Linked DNA regions of Homo sapiens: region 1 is linked to region 2. A link is a contact called in ENCODE Hi-C or POLR2A ChIA-PET data. All regions are on one chromosome and are shown on one strand. Each heading gives the region's core, a stretch centred on a gene start or an enhancer-like site at or near the end of the contact. The rest is flanking DNA. Distances are from core to core; before and after follow the strand shown.

Region 1 (6,646 bases), core at 1,614-4,113, 47 kb before region 2:
GTCTCCCAAGTAGCTGGGATTACAGGCATGCACCCCCACTCCCAGCTAATTTTATATTTTTAGTAGAGACGGGGTTTTTCTATGTTCATCAGGCTGGTCTTGAACTCCCAACCTCAGGTGATCCGCCTCCCTCGGCCTCCCAAAATGCTGGGATTACAGGCGTGAGCCACTGTGCCCAGCCAACTTTCCTTTTCTTTGAACATCACTCGTAATTATCACAGTCAAAACACTACCCAGTGGCGGGGAAAGTGAGAGCAGTGTGTAGTGAGAAGAATATGAGAACTGAGTGGGAAAACTGCCACTCACCGGCAAGTTTTCTAGCAGTGTTTAGGTGCTGAAATTGGGATGATCGAATGAAAAGTGCTTTCCAAATTATACAAACCTAAGACAGGTCTTTGTTGCTATACTGTCATTCCCAAAAATACTTAATGGTACCAAAACTTGTATATGAACGCTTATAATGGTAAGAGATGAATATCAAATGCCCATCCACTGATAAATAGGTAAAAAAAAGATACCTTATATCCATACAATGGAACATTGCTCAGCCTTGAAAGGGAATGAAGTGCTGATAATACATGCTATGACATGGATGAACCTTGCAAACATTATGCTTAGTGAAAAAAGCCAGTCTCAAAATACCACGTATTCCATGATCACATTGGTGAAATGTCTAGAATAGGCAAATATAGAGACAGAAAGTAGATTAGTGGTTGCCAGGAGCTGTTGGAGAGAGAGACGGAAGTATAAAGAGGGGCAATAGCTAAAGGGTACAAGGCTTCTTTTTAAGGTGGTGAAAATGTCTTTTAATTGACTATGGGGATGGTTACACAACTCTGTGAACACACTAAAAACCATTGAATTAAATGGGTGAAATGATGGTTTATGAATTATATCTCAATAAAGCTGTTAAAAATAAGTACATTCTAGTGGACTGGAAGAAGCACTGGACTAGGAACCAGTCCTAGCCCTGCCTCTAATTAGCCCTGAGCCTCATCTGTCGTATGATGCATAAATTCCCTCCCTCCCAGGATTTTTACTTTATGGTTCTGTAGCATAGGGTTTCTAAAATTTTAATCCATGCTCCCTTTTGACACATCAAAAATCTTATATTCCTTTGTTATTTGCAATTTCAAAAGAAATAGCATGACTAAAAACAAAATTTAATTCTCGATATGCTTTTTAAATACTATATTCACTCAAAATGATTGTGACATGCTTCTTATGTGCCCCGCTACCCCCTCTCTGCGCCCCCTCCCACCCCGCCCCAAGTCCTGAGGATAGGAATCTCTGCCATAACCTACTATACTTTCCTTTCTGTAAACAGTATTGTCAGGTAACCAGCCAGGGGGCTGAGATCCTATATCTTTTTGTACATGTTCAATTCTTTCCATAAGCTTTTAAAACATCCCCCTACCCACTCCCCGGCCCTTTCCAAGTACATCTGAACTATGACCCAAACTAGCAAACAAACAAAGTCAACCACTGCAGATGTCCTAGTGATATAGGCCAACAAAACCCTTCAACCAGACAACAAACCTCAAGACTACTGGTTTGCATTTGATTTAGTTAGCATCCTAGAGTAAAAATACTGAAAACTTACATGCACGTGTGTATGTGTGTATAATTATATGGTGCATTAACTTCCATCCGTAGGCAACATATTGTTTTTGAAAAAAAAAAAAAAGTGACTTTATCAATATTAAGCCAGATCTCACCAAAGGCAGGACATTTATTTTTGAGCTAAGTTACATGTAGCTCCAATCATCTCCCCCAGACCTGGAGGAGTTAATGTGTTTGAAAAAGGAAATACTTTTCCCCTTCTTCAACCATAGGATCTAATCTTGTGAGGCACTGGTTAGTTAAGAGGGTAAAAAGGAAAAGAAACCTCTCAAATATGTCGGAACAGATTAATATTCTTTTGTTTATTTGTTATTGTTCAGGCATCAGGAGCATGAAAGAGTTAATTATTTTCCATATTAAGGGGTCAGGCTAAGAGCGTTGTAAGAATGAAAATAAAATAGACAGGAAAATATTAATGATTTATGAGGGCATTGAACAGGACAGCCTTATATTTGCCAAAGTTACAGGCATCCATGTTGTTGTAGGTTTTTTTTTGTTTTTGTTTTGTATGTCCTCTTTCCCCTTGAAAATCAAAAACGAAGCAGAACATAACCCTCAGCGTCTACAGAAAGCTCCTCGGCGTGCACACACTGGAGCAATGCAGACCGGATCTAAGACCAACGTTTGCCCTCGGAAACACTTCCTTCCCCCGAGCCCCTGGCTCCACTCCATTTTTCAAGAAAACTGTTCTATTCAACCAGGAGGCAACATTTGCCCCATTTTTTAATATTTCAGGCTGACTTTTTAACCACTCAAAAATGCTGTTTGTTTTCTGTAGGCACAGCCTGAAGCCAGATGATGATGTAAGTGAGAGGAGAGAGAGGGTCTCTCTGGGTACTGCGCTTCCGTGCTTAACGGTTAATCACCCAACACCAGCCTCAGCAACTGTTGACACAAAATAGGTGGAGATCAGGTCTGTGCAAGCAGAAAATACCAGAAAGGCAAACTATATGTAAACACACTTAAGACATATTTGACAAGAATAGACCTAAACCTGACTTGCTAGGAAACTACTAATGTCTAAAGCTTCAATGCCCCTCTTAGCCGAGTTTGTTTCCCCTTACAGAGCTTCCTTTGAGAAGATGAAGAGTAACATTTTAAAAACTAAAATACATTTACAGAAGACAGCTGAGACATTTGTCCCCTTGATTCACATAGTGAGTTTCAAATCTGCTCTTACATACAGGATTTATGGAATGTAATACGGTTCTTCCACGTATGCTTGGAGTGGAGCCAAATGAAAGAGGGAGGGGGGTTTGGGGGGTGGAGAGAGACGAGAGAGAGAGAGAGAGAGAGAGAGAACACGTACACACAACCACAATTCAAAAAGTTATTTCTGCTGACCTATAAAACTCATGCAAAGAAGCAAATGGATAATGCTTAAACAGTCTTTTAATCTTATCTAACTGACACCTGACAACCCATTACTTATAGATTATTAATGCATCCACTAAAAAGTTTGTCATGTTCAAAATTACTGGAGAAAAAGATTGAATGCCTGAGGAAAAAACAAATTTTGCTGTACAATAACTTCAGAAATTTCGAGCCTATTATCTGTCATGCCCTTCATAGACTCATAGCACACTGCTAAAAACAACTGATTTATCTTTATTATGAATCCTAAAATGACAGCACACATCTTTTTCATGTCTTGTGATAATGTTTAATTTCATCTAGTTTTTATTTTACAGTGTTTGATTTGCTTATGTAAGATGAGGAAAGTTACAACTACAACTTTTTAATTAATTTCTCTGTTTGTCTCCTTATCAAAGTATTTTTTTTCCTTCCCCACTCCTAGGATAAAGCTGGAATGAGAGTTTCAGAGCGCACACTTTACTTCTCTTTGATTCACATTATTACACAGTCTAGAATATTACAGCTAAAAGAGTCCTTTGAGTCCTGACTAATTCGTCCTACTTGTCCATTTTAAACCAGAGGACACTGTCGCCCAAATCCAAGGAGTAGGGATGAGGGATGAAATGTTTTGATTGCAGCGACCTGTCCCTGCATTTCCCCTTCCCATACTTGCCCTGTGTAAATTTTAAATTGTCATGAGGCTTACACCTTAGCCACCTATGGATGAGGCGTAGCCAAGCTCTTCCCCCTTGACCGTGACACCTCTCAGCCCCTCATCCCTATGCCCTCTCCAGGGAAATGGGAGTCAAGTCCTGCCCCATCGGGTTGCATGACCCACAGCCTGTTGTTTGCATTTCTCTGACCAGATACTTACAGACACACTGAAAACAAGAAGACTGGCTTAATTAGGATTTGCAACAAGTTGTGCTGACCTGCATACCATGTTCAAAGTCAACCTCCGTTGTCACTGGTTTCATTGCCTTGAAATGAATCATGGATATTCAGAAACATTGGGTCCCTGCTGGGTAAATCAGTCTCCCAACTCACTCAACTCTGAGCCTCACTTGAACCCCAACCCTACAGGGTCCCGACATAATTCCTCAGGTTGTACCAGCTGGATTGCAGCTTCCAGCTAGTGTCTTGTCCTCCTGAGAAGCTCAGCAACTGCCTTTGAATGCTGGCTGGAGGAGAAACAGTGGTTACACAAAACCATATTTGGACTTTCAAATCCACCCTTCCTACATCCTAGACCTTCATTTCTTTTCTCACCTAGACTTAGGGCCCCATGGTGGAAGGGGCAGGGTTTTTCCAGCCAGCACAGTGTTTCAAAGTGTACTCTTTCATAAGGAGCTTTCGTCTTTAACAGTATTAACGATGTGATTTTATGCAGTGGGGAAAAGCTCTGAGTAAACTTATGGTGTAAAACTTACAACAAAGTATATTTAACAGACTGCAGAGTCATTTTCAAAGAAGATTGTTTGTTGGAAATTTTTTAAATCTGAAGGAAAAAAAAAGCAGTGTCTCTGTTGAACTCTTAAGACTCTCTGACATGACAATACCTGAAGGTTTCTAAATTCACAGCTCTTTTCCCTGCGAGCTATTTGCTCAGCTTTCCTAATAATACCCTGCCTGTCTGGCGCCCCGCCAGCTCTGTCTCAGGCAATATGCAAGCTAAACATTTTTTGACTGATTTCAATATTTTCTTATGAGCAACTAGACAGTATTTTATCTAGTGAGTATTACTGATTGCTATAATCTAAGCCCAGAGTAAGCGTCTGTAAAGGTAATATTATTAGAATTGACACTCAAGGTGAAAAGCATAGCAATTAACCGAGGCTTGAAGAACAACAACCCATTCTGAAATATTCTGGGGAGTTCTTCCATTTATATTTCTCCTTTTTCTTTTTAATATACCGCACCTGTTACTCCATTGATCAATTAGGAAGTCTACTTTAAATGTAGGTTACACTTCAATTCTCAAGGGAAAAAGTTAAACCACCTGCTTAATACAATTACTTTCTATGTGTGAAGCTGTTCCATCCCTAGGTGATTCCTAGGCAAGGAAAATCACCATACAGCCCACACTTTAATTTTGTAGTTGAATAGCAAACAAGTGACCCAGAGCTTCTTGCATCGTGTACTGTTTTTTTCTTTTTTTTACATCTGTTTTCCTTGCTTTTGTGTCATACCTCTGTTTAACTTTATTGACAAAACAATCTGTGTCTAATATTCAAACAACATCTGTAAAATGTATTATTAAATTATGTTGGAAGAAAAAGCAGAACAATTCTATGAAACCCTATGACCCCTATTGATTTTTAGATCACAGAAGTTGAAAGGATAATTTGTGAATGTTTTAACATTTACATCTAAACAGGTACCTATATTTATAGAATCTTTGATTATTTGTAAAAGTATTTGCTATATTATTACCATAACTCAGAAAGAAACTTGACCTTTAACAGCTGAATCTGTTTATTATAATAAAGGAGATCTTATTTTTAAAAAATAAGTTTACATTTTTACTTGCCAGTGGCATAAATCTCCAAGGATAACATACTTTTTTCCCACTCATAATAAATGGGAAGTGATGCCTGAATGCTTTGCAGCTTTGAAAGCAATAAATGAAATAACTAGGAAAATCTGGTATGAGCACTAAATCTAAGAAATGTAGAGTACCATAGTTCTGAACAGTGTCATCTTGGCTGCTAGGATGGAACCTGGAATTTTATATGCTCTCTTGATGGAGAATAATTTTTCTCTATATATAAATACTGTATTTCACATACACTATATATTTTGCACCTAAAACCCATATTGCCTTCTCAGAGCATAAAGGGATAATCATTTAATATCAGAACTTAATAGGAAAGTGTTTGGATGAGGAGTAGTAAACAAAGAAACTGTAAAATGTATTCAGTACACCCTAGGCCAAAACTCTGCTGAGGCAGGAGGCAACTGAGGCATCCAGTAAGTACGACACAAGTACAAGAGATAAGTTTTCATCACAGGGAATTCCCAGGTCCGCAACACTGGTGTGATCATGTATAAGGGAATTTTTATCTGACCATTCTACACTCACATTTTCAATATAAAAAAATTAAGTTGGTCTATTCAGGAGAAAAAACAACCAAGTATTGATTGTGTGTGTGTGTGTGTGTGTGTGTGTGTCTTCCATAAAGTTCTACTTAAATACTTAAAGGTCTAAACAACCATCTAATCTCAAAATTTAAGATGTTTCTACTTAAATTACTAAAACATTTGCATATTGGTAATGTTTGCACTGCTGATATAACATAAGTATTTGTTAAAACCACAACAACAGTAAAAAAGCAAAGAGACAAAAGCCCCTGATGCTATTATTTATCATTTTTGGATAAAATTATAATTGGGAGCAAGGGACCAAAGAAGGAAGAATACATAAATCTCTGGTGCATATTATGTTTCGAAAATGATTACACTTTTAAATCTAAGTCAACCACAACATACTAGATTGAAATATTTAGACAACTAGTTATGGAGGTTGATTTTTTAAAAATATGCAGTCACATCAAATACTTAGATAATTTATTTAAAAATATTTTACTCAAATTATTTACATAATTGCCTCAATTCTCAAAAAATTTATTGGCATAGACTTGGCCCACAATGTCACATCTAATAAATT
Region 2 (6,805 bases), core at 443-2,942:
GGAACTACTGGGGTCTGTGCTGTTCCAGACCCCTACATCTGTAAATCAGCACTCCTTCCACCCAACCAAACTCTTTATTTGCATAACCAAGTATTTTATGAGAAGTCCCCTTGGATTTGCCTAATAAATTCTTTGAAAGTCCAGTATTTAAACAGCCTTTTTATTCAGAGAAGCAGTTTACCATATAAAATAACAATTCATTAAAGAAACATGAGAAAAGAAAACAACTCAACAGCATTTAAATTTTCAATGGGCTAATCCACTTTCAATATGCAAAAGGTAACCAAGGAAAAGACACATACGACCTGATCATTGATTAAAAATGAAAAGCTTATAACCTTACAATACTGTTTTCACCACCTCCCCATGATTATTTTCCACCTTTAAAAAAAATAGCCTTTTTATCCACCTCAAACCCCTTCAGATTAATTTAGCAAGCAATGCATAGTGCCTGCCTAGAAGAGAATTCATTGATAATTTATGGAAATATCTACTATAATCCAGCAGAGATGACTTTTTTCCAGCTTTGTGCATCAATAGATAATCAAGGCCTTAAAGCAACCTTAGCTTCCCATTACCTCAGGCAAAAGAATTCCTGAAAGCGTGCCTTGAGGGCACCTGAATTATATACTCCATTAGGAGAGGAAGGCTTTCTGCATTCCATGTGTAACACTCACCAGAACCTTTCCTGTTTATTTCTGCTGTATGAAAGCAGAAGCATTAGGAACAGAATTTTTTAAGTGAAGACTTATGTAGATACAATGGAGAAACCTTTCAAGCAGGAGCCAGATCACCCCCTTCAGTCCCTGGCAGTGACCTCTCCTGAATAAAAGGTTTCTATTACATCATTAGCTCAAGCCAAAAACAGCCTTGGCTTAATGCACAGTTTGTTCTTCCTACTGTTTTTAGGCAAATACAGCTACTTTACTCCCATCTGGGAGGGAAATTACACTGCTGGGTTGTAATCTAAGACAAGATTTTCATTGGAAGCAAATGCTTTCAATCCAGTGTAAATACTGGTGCATGTTCAGAAAAGCCTAAAACAATAAACCCTGCTCCTTTCCGACACAAGTTAGGGAAATGGAGAAGATGGGGAAGGAGAAGAGCATAATAAAACAGACTATTCTAAAAGCAAACACTTTCATAGATTTTAATAAATTGTTTAACCTCTTCCACTTTCTAAAATTGAAAATTGATCTGGAAATGTCTCAACCTCAGAGGAAAGTCTAAATGGTCAATTGTACCTTTAGCATTTCCATTCACTCCGCAATTTGATATAGTCACCTCAATGTGGTCTCTCGAGAATTTCTTTCCTTTTTTACTTTTGAGATCACTAAACAAACTTGGAGAACCGCCGGCCGACCACACGGCAGCAGGCAGCAGCTCTGAACCACATTTGTAAAATGTCAGCAGTGACTTCATTCCTGGAGCTGACTTCTCCTGCCGCCAAATGAAGGCAAACTGAAAAGGTGGAAATAATCATAAAAATGATGCTAGTCCATAAACAAGCTTACAGCCTCATTAGGATAGCAGTAGGCTCCAGTGGGTGATTTATGCTCGTTTTGCTGATGCTATGAGGAAATGCCATAGGGCGACTTTAGCCAACCGCTAATGGTTTCTGACAGCTTCTTAGCAACTAGTGCAAGCAACGTTGTGGCGTTTGCTAGTGACAGAAACTGAAAATGTCATATTATCTGCCCATGTGTCATGAAGTCCGTGTGGCAATTAACTAGCAGGCCAGTGACTGAGGGGCCAGAGGCTCCTGAAAATGGCCTTTGGCTATGCAGAGGCAGCGGCCGGGGCTGCGCACACACAGGCCGCACATATGCAACATTCTAATGCAGAAATCCTCTCCCTGCAACTTCCTGGGCTCTGATGAGACCGGGCCACTCCAGTCTCTTTTTTCCCCCTCATTGAAGTGAAACTCTGGGTTCCTCTCTCTCTAGGCACAGGCTCGGGCATTATAAGACTCTAAAGCAATCTGCTTTGATACGATTATCGGAATGGCTCCTTAATTGGCAATACCTGGTTCTGTGCCTCTTGGATGCTGGACTCAAAGGTGCTAGCTACAGTACTTTGCTACTCTCTCACAAATTAGTCTAAAAGGATTTAAGATCACTGGAGCAGACTCATTGCCTGTCAGATTTCAAGGAGCAGAGGAACTCTGCACAGCAACAAGACACTATTTAAAAAAACACCAGGTTTCTAACGAGCAGGGGGAGAATCTTGGCCACACTTTTCAGTTTCCGAGCTATCAAAACCATGCACTATATGTCAAACTGTCAAACCTTTCAGCGTGGGCCATTTGCCCTTTCAAATAATATTTAAGAATTGTTTTTACAAAATTTTATAGGCCATGGTCTAGTGAAAGAGGCCAACCAACAAAGAAAGGAATTTGTACTACAATTCGTCTACGGACAATTTCTTGTGAGACCTGGGCCTGTCCCTACGGAGCAAGGCAGGTGACCTGTGGCAGCTCCCAGGCTGTCAGAGAGCTCAGATTTCAAACACTCTCAACTCAAACATCCCGAGTCGCCTATTTAAGCATGCCCAGGCATTTAGACTGTGCTATCTCGTGCCTTTCAAGGCAGGATAAAGCGGCATTTATCGTATTCAGGCCATTCAATGGGTCAGACTGACCGTGTCAGCAGGGGCTCCTCTCCGGCAGGTCAAAGCCTTGCTTCCATTTTTTTTCTCTCCCTACTAACTCCTGTCCTCTCAGGACTGCTGTTCCCCTAAACCTACTCAGAGTGAAGCAACAACAAAACCCAAAACAGCTCCTAAGATTTACATCACAACTGATCAGAACTTCCTGTGTCAGTGGGCCATCAGGTAAAAATAAAATAGGTTTTCTATTAGAGGGCTCTTTATGTCATAGAAGCAAAACTCCTAATTAAGGAGATGAACTTTCAACTGCCAGGGCAAATGAACGTGTAAGGTTGTGGACCCCCTTGTTTTTCTAGAAGCCAAGCTGGAAGCCACAGTGACTTCAAGATCATTTTCATTTACAATTTTGTATTGAGACTCCACAGTTTTGGGCCATATCCTCTCTTTAAACTTTACTTTTCTCCTCTTCCAGTGTTTAGGAACAGTGTTTAATCCCAAAACGTACCTAGACTCAAAAATCAGGCCATTTATAGTTGTATCTCTTGATACTGCATAAATTCGATTGTGCCTAAAAAGTTTTCCAAATGGTCCATTCAAAAGTATGCTTATGAATGTATAGTTCCTGTTGTAAGATGGCTACATTTTCATGCAAATAGGATATTGTTGCATGATCTTATTGTCAGCAAAAAGAAAGCCCAACATGAAGGTTTCTTTTTTCTCTTGCATGTTTCTCCCATAGAGTATCTACATGAGGGAAAATGGCATCTCACCCCTTGAAAAGTGTGTAGAACATCCTGCCTTGCTAGTGGCTGCTGACACAAACACCCCATCAATATGGAAAGGCTGGGTTTCCTTTACAGTGGCCTCTCTGGGTGTGCCTGATGTCCAGGGTTATTAGGAAAAATGTAACAACTACCCCAAACCTATTTCTCCAGGTCATGGTTAAGTCTAGTTAGCCAGAATTCAGGTGGGATAATGTTTCTATGGTATGTTAAGAGGATATATGGCAAGAATTATAGACATCCCTTCTTCAGGAACCAGCTGGAATACTTCAGAGGTCTTAAGGAGATGTTTTATCTTCATTTAGAATATATAATAGCTGCCAGAATGATTTTTCTAAAGCATATATCTGATCATATCACCCTGGTACTTAAAATCCTTTGGTGGCTACCCTTTGCCTTCAGAATAAAGGTTATACTTCTTAGCCTGGCGTGGAAGGCCTTTCACGATCTCTCTCCTGGGTGTTTTTCCAGCCTAGTATTTGCCAAGTCCCCATACGCACTGGCACTCACAGCTCCACCTCCGGTCCTGAGCAGACTTGAAGTTCTCATGGCACCATGCACTGCTCTCTCTACCTCTTTGCATTTCCTTATCCTAGTCCCATTCCTTGCAGCAGTCTTCGCTTGCTTCCCCCAACAACATGACAAACTTCCTGGTGACCTTTACAGCTCAGCTCAATGGCCATCTCCTCTAAGAGGTATTTGCTGGACTGTAGCTGATTTAGTGACACACCAATCCCACCCACCAACCAGGTGATTTTTCTTTTACTGGCATTCCTCCATCCTAACACTCTGCTAAAACTGTTTATTTCCATATCTCTTTCCCTGATTTGACTACAGGGTCTGAGAAGGCAGGAACCAAGTCATGCACCTCTCTGCTCTCAAATCCTGGCGTTACTCCAGTGTACAGTGTACAAACTTGTTCATCGCTTATAAAATGAATAAATGAATGTATCTTTTTCGCTGTAGGAAGAAAACCATAGTTTGCATTTTCATCCCTTACATTTCTTTTTGAGACATATCTAAATTAAACTCTTGAAAAATATTCACCAATGAAAATCAATAAAAAACTATAAGAAAACATGGAAGAAATACATTTCTCAGAGCTGGGATATTTCTTCTAAACCTTTAAGATCATCTTGCACAAAAGATGGACTAAGAGTTAAGGTATCAGAATTCTTTATGATGTCTACCATAGCCTTTCAGAAATATATCACTACTTTCTGCAATTATAATTTAAAATCATTTACTTAACTAAAATTTCTTGCTGTTTGTGCATCTTTTCTGAGCAAAGGTTGTTTCTTTCTGCATTTTTTCCCAGTGAATTAATTAATTATATTCCCCCCTTTGCACATTTCCCAGGTTTACCATAGCTGAGAAACTCAGTTGTTTCTAAGCAGACAATTTGATCCTCAGCTCAAACTTCAGGCCGGCATTTTAAACATCAAATATCTGATGCTAAATATATAAAACTCTAGAACTCTGGCTTTCCTTGATTTTTTTTCAAGTAATCGTATCAGCTTTTCCCTGAAGACATAATACAGCCCCTTAAGTCTTTTCTTTTTTCCTTTTTTAAGAGACAGTGTTTCACTCTGTTACCCATACTGTACTGTAGTGGCATGATCATAGTTCACTGTAACCTCAAACTCCTGGGCTCAAGGGATCTTCAGGCCTCAGCCTCTAGAGTAGCTAGGACTACAGGTGCATGGCACCACACCAGCTAATTTTTGGTAGAGACAGGGGTCTCACTATGTTTCCCAGGCTGGTCTCAAACTCCTGGCCTCAAGCAACCTCCTGCCTCAGCCTTCCAAGTGCTTGGATTATCTGTCTTAGGCCCTGTGTCTGGCCAACCCCTTAGGTCTTATTACACATTTTCAAGAGAAACACACTATACTTCATATGTATATGAAGTATACAACTCTGCAGCCAATATACAAATAGGTAATGATCCAAGTTTATCTTTAATTAGGATTCTGTTAACTCCTTGGCCTCACTTTTGTATCTTCTCTTATCCATAGATATTTAAGGCTTCCTTGTTCTTAGCGCAAAGTGATTCCCAGTTAATCAAAGGAAAACAACAAAAGAAGGCATATTCTCATATATTTTACCACCCACAGCTTTCCTGGAAAATTTGAAGCGGTTCCTTTGGAAACCAAAATAAAGAGTTAGACGTGGGAACCTACTGTGGCAGAGCTAAGTTCTAGAAGAGGCTTAACAAGTGCCCTGTGGTACAGACATAGCAGTGGCAATGACGGAAAAGATGGAGCTAAGAATGGTGGGGCTGTAGATTAAGAATACACAAACTTTAAATAAACGTATTATTGGCACTTATAACAAGAAATGGCTCAATAAGCTTCCTAAAGTTGGCTCCACAGAGATCTGCCATCAAGCTTTTCCTTTCTAGCAGAATTTAGGTTTCTTAAATGGTGACAAGAAATTGTTAATAGGCCGGGCACAGTGGCTATTAACTATAATCCCAGCACTTTGGGAGACCGAGGCGGGTGGATCACCTGATGTCAGGAGTTCAAGAGCAGCCTGCCCAACATAGTGAAAGCCCATCTCCACTAAAAAAATACAAAAATTGGCCAGGCGCAGTGATGCACACCTGTAATCCCAGCTACTCGGGAGGCTGAGGCAGGAGAATCGCTTGAACCCAGGAGGCGGAGGCTGCAGTGAGCTGAGGTCGCGTCACTGCACTCTAGCCTGGGTGACAGAGCAAGACTCCATCTCAAAAAAAAGAAAGAAATTGTTAATTGTTAACCAGTGTGGAATGAGCTCACAGCCTTTTTCTGCCCTTTAGTGGACTCCTGACATCACAGAAACCTAAAGGAAGACATGGAGAGTCAGAGCCTGGAGAAAATACTTCTTCCTATGAATTTACTGCTCCCCCTCCTCCGCTAAAGGGTAAAATGTAGCATTTAAAAATATGCCTCATAGGGCTGGGCGCGGTGGCTCACACTTGTAATCCCAGCTCTTTGGGAGGCCGAGGCAGGTGGATCATGAGGTCAGGAGATCGAGACCATCCTGGCTAACAAGGTGAAACACCGTCTCTACCAAAAATACAAAAAAATTAGCCAGGCATGGTGGCAGGTGAGTGTAGTCCCAGCTACTTGGGAGGATGAGGCAGGAGAATGGCGCGAACCCGGGAGGCAGAGCTTGCAGTGAGCCAAGATCGCGCCATTGCACTCCAGCCTGGGCGACAGAGCTAGACCCCGTCTCAAAAAAAAAAAAAAAAAAAAAAAAAATGCCCCATATATGTAACCATCTTTTGCATAAAGTCATTCTTGTTATTCGTTCATTCATTTAACAACCTATTGATGTCCCAAACACTAGGCCAACACTTGGAGACATAAATGGTGAACAAAATCAGCAGTTTCTGTTTCTATCAAGCCTTCCAGTTAGAAGGCACTAAAGTTAAA

The links. A loop is a pair of places that touch in the nucleus more often than their neighbours do. ChIA-PET counts read pairs that join two places held with the same protein, here RNA polymerase II (POLR2A). Pooled maps may share reads with other maps.
Region 1: a pooled map shows a loop between it and region 2 (3-fold over the local background). The contact joins two enhancer-like sites. A Hi-C loop is called at or near these places in 6 of 168 maps with a recorded cell type or tissue (PC-3, aorta, ascending aorta and 3 more) and 4 of 50 pooled maps. POLR2A ChIA-PET finds 5 or more read pairs at or near these places in 3 of 52 experiments (K562, MCF 10A and activated CD8-positive, alpha-beta memory T cell).

The regions. Positions count from the first base shown.
Region 1 is chr2:66,551,533-66,558,178 of GRCh38, reverse strand. All of the region lies in intron 9 of MEIS1 (Meis homeobox 1), which reads right to left. It overlaps LOC124900511 (a long non-coding RNA gene), which reads right to left. Exons shown (of 2, transcript XR_007086610.1): 1 at 2,808-6,646; 2 at 1-2,508. Among named protein-coding and RNA genes, the nearest start is that of LINC01798, 19 kb to the left of the region's middle. RefSeq lists an enhancer at 1,753-3,571. Within about 2 kb of position 2,863, at least 7 of the 41 ENCODE cell types and tissues checked have a DNase peak (open chromatin) inside an H3K27ac peak, as active enhancers do; they include endothelial cell of umbilical vein, where a contact is called at or near this core.
Region 2 is chr2:66,503,563-66,510,367 of GRCh38, reverse strand. All of the region lies in intron 7 of MEIS1 (Meis homeobox 1), which reads right to left. Among named protein-coding and RNA genes, the nearest start is that of MEIS1-AS2, 67 kb to the right of the region's middle. RefSeq lists enhancers at 1,250-2,777, 2,172-3,115, 1-3,176. Within about 2 kb of position 1,692, at least 4 of the 41 ENCODE cell types and tissues checked have a DNase peak (open chromatin) inside an H3K27ac peak, as active enhancers do; they include endothelial cell of umbilical vein, where a contact is called at or near this core.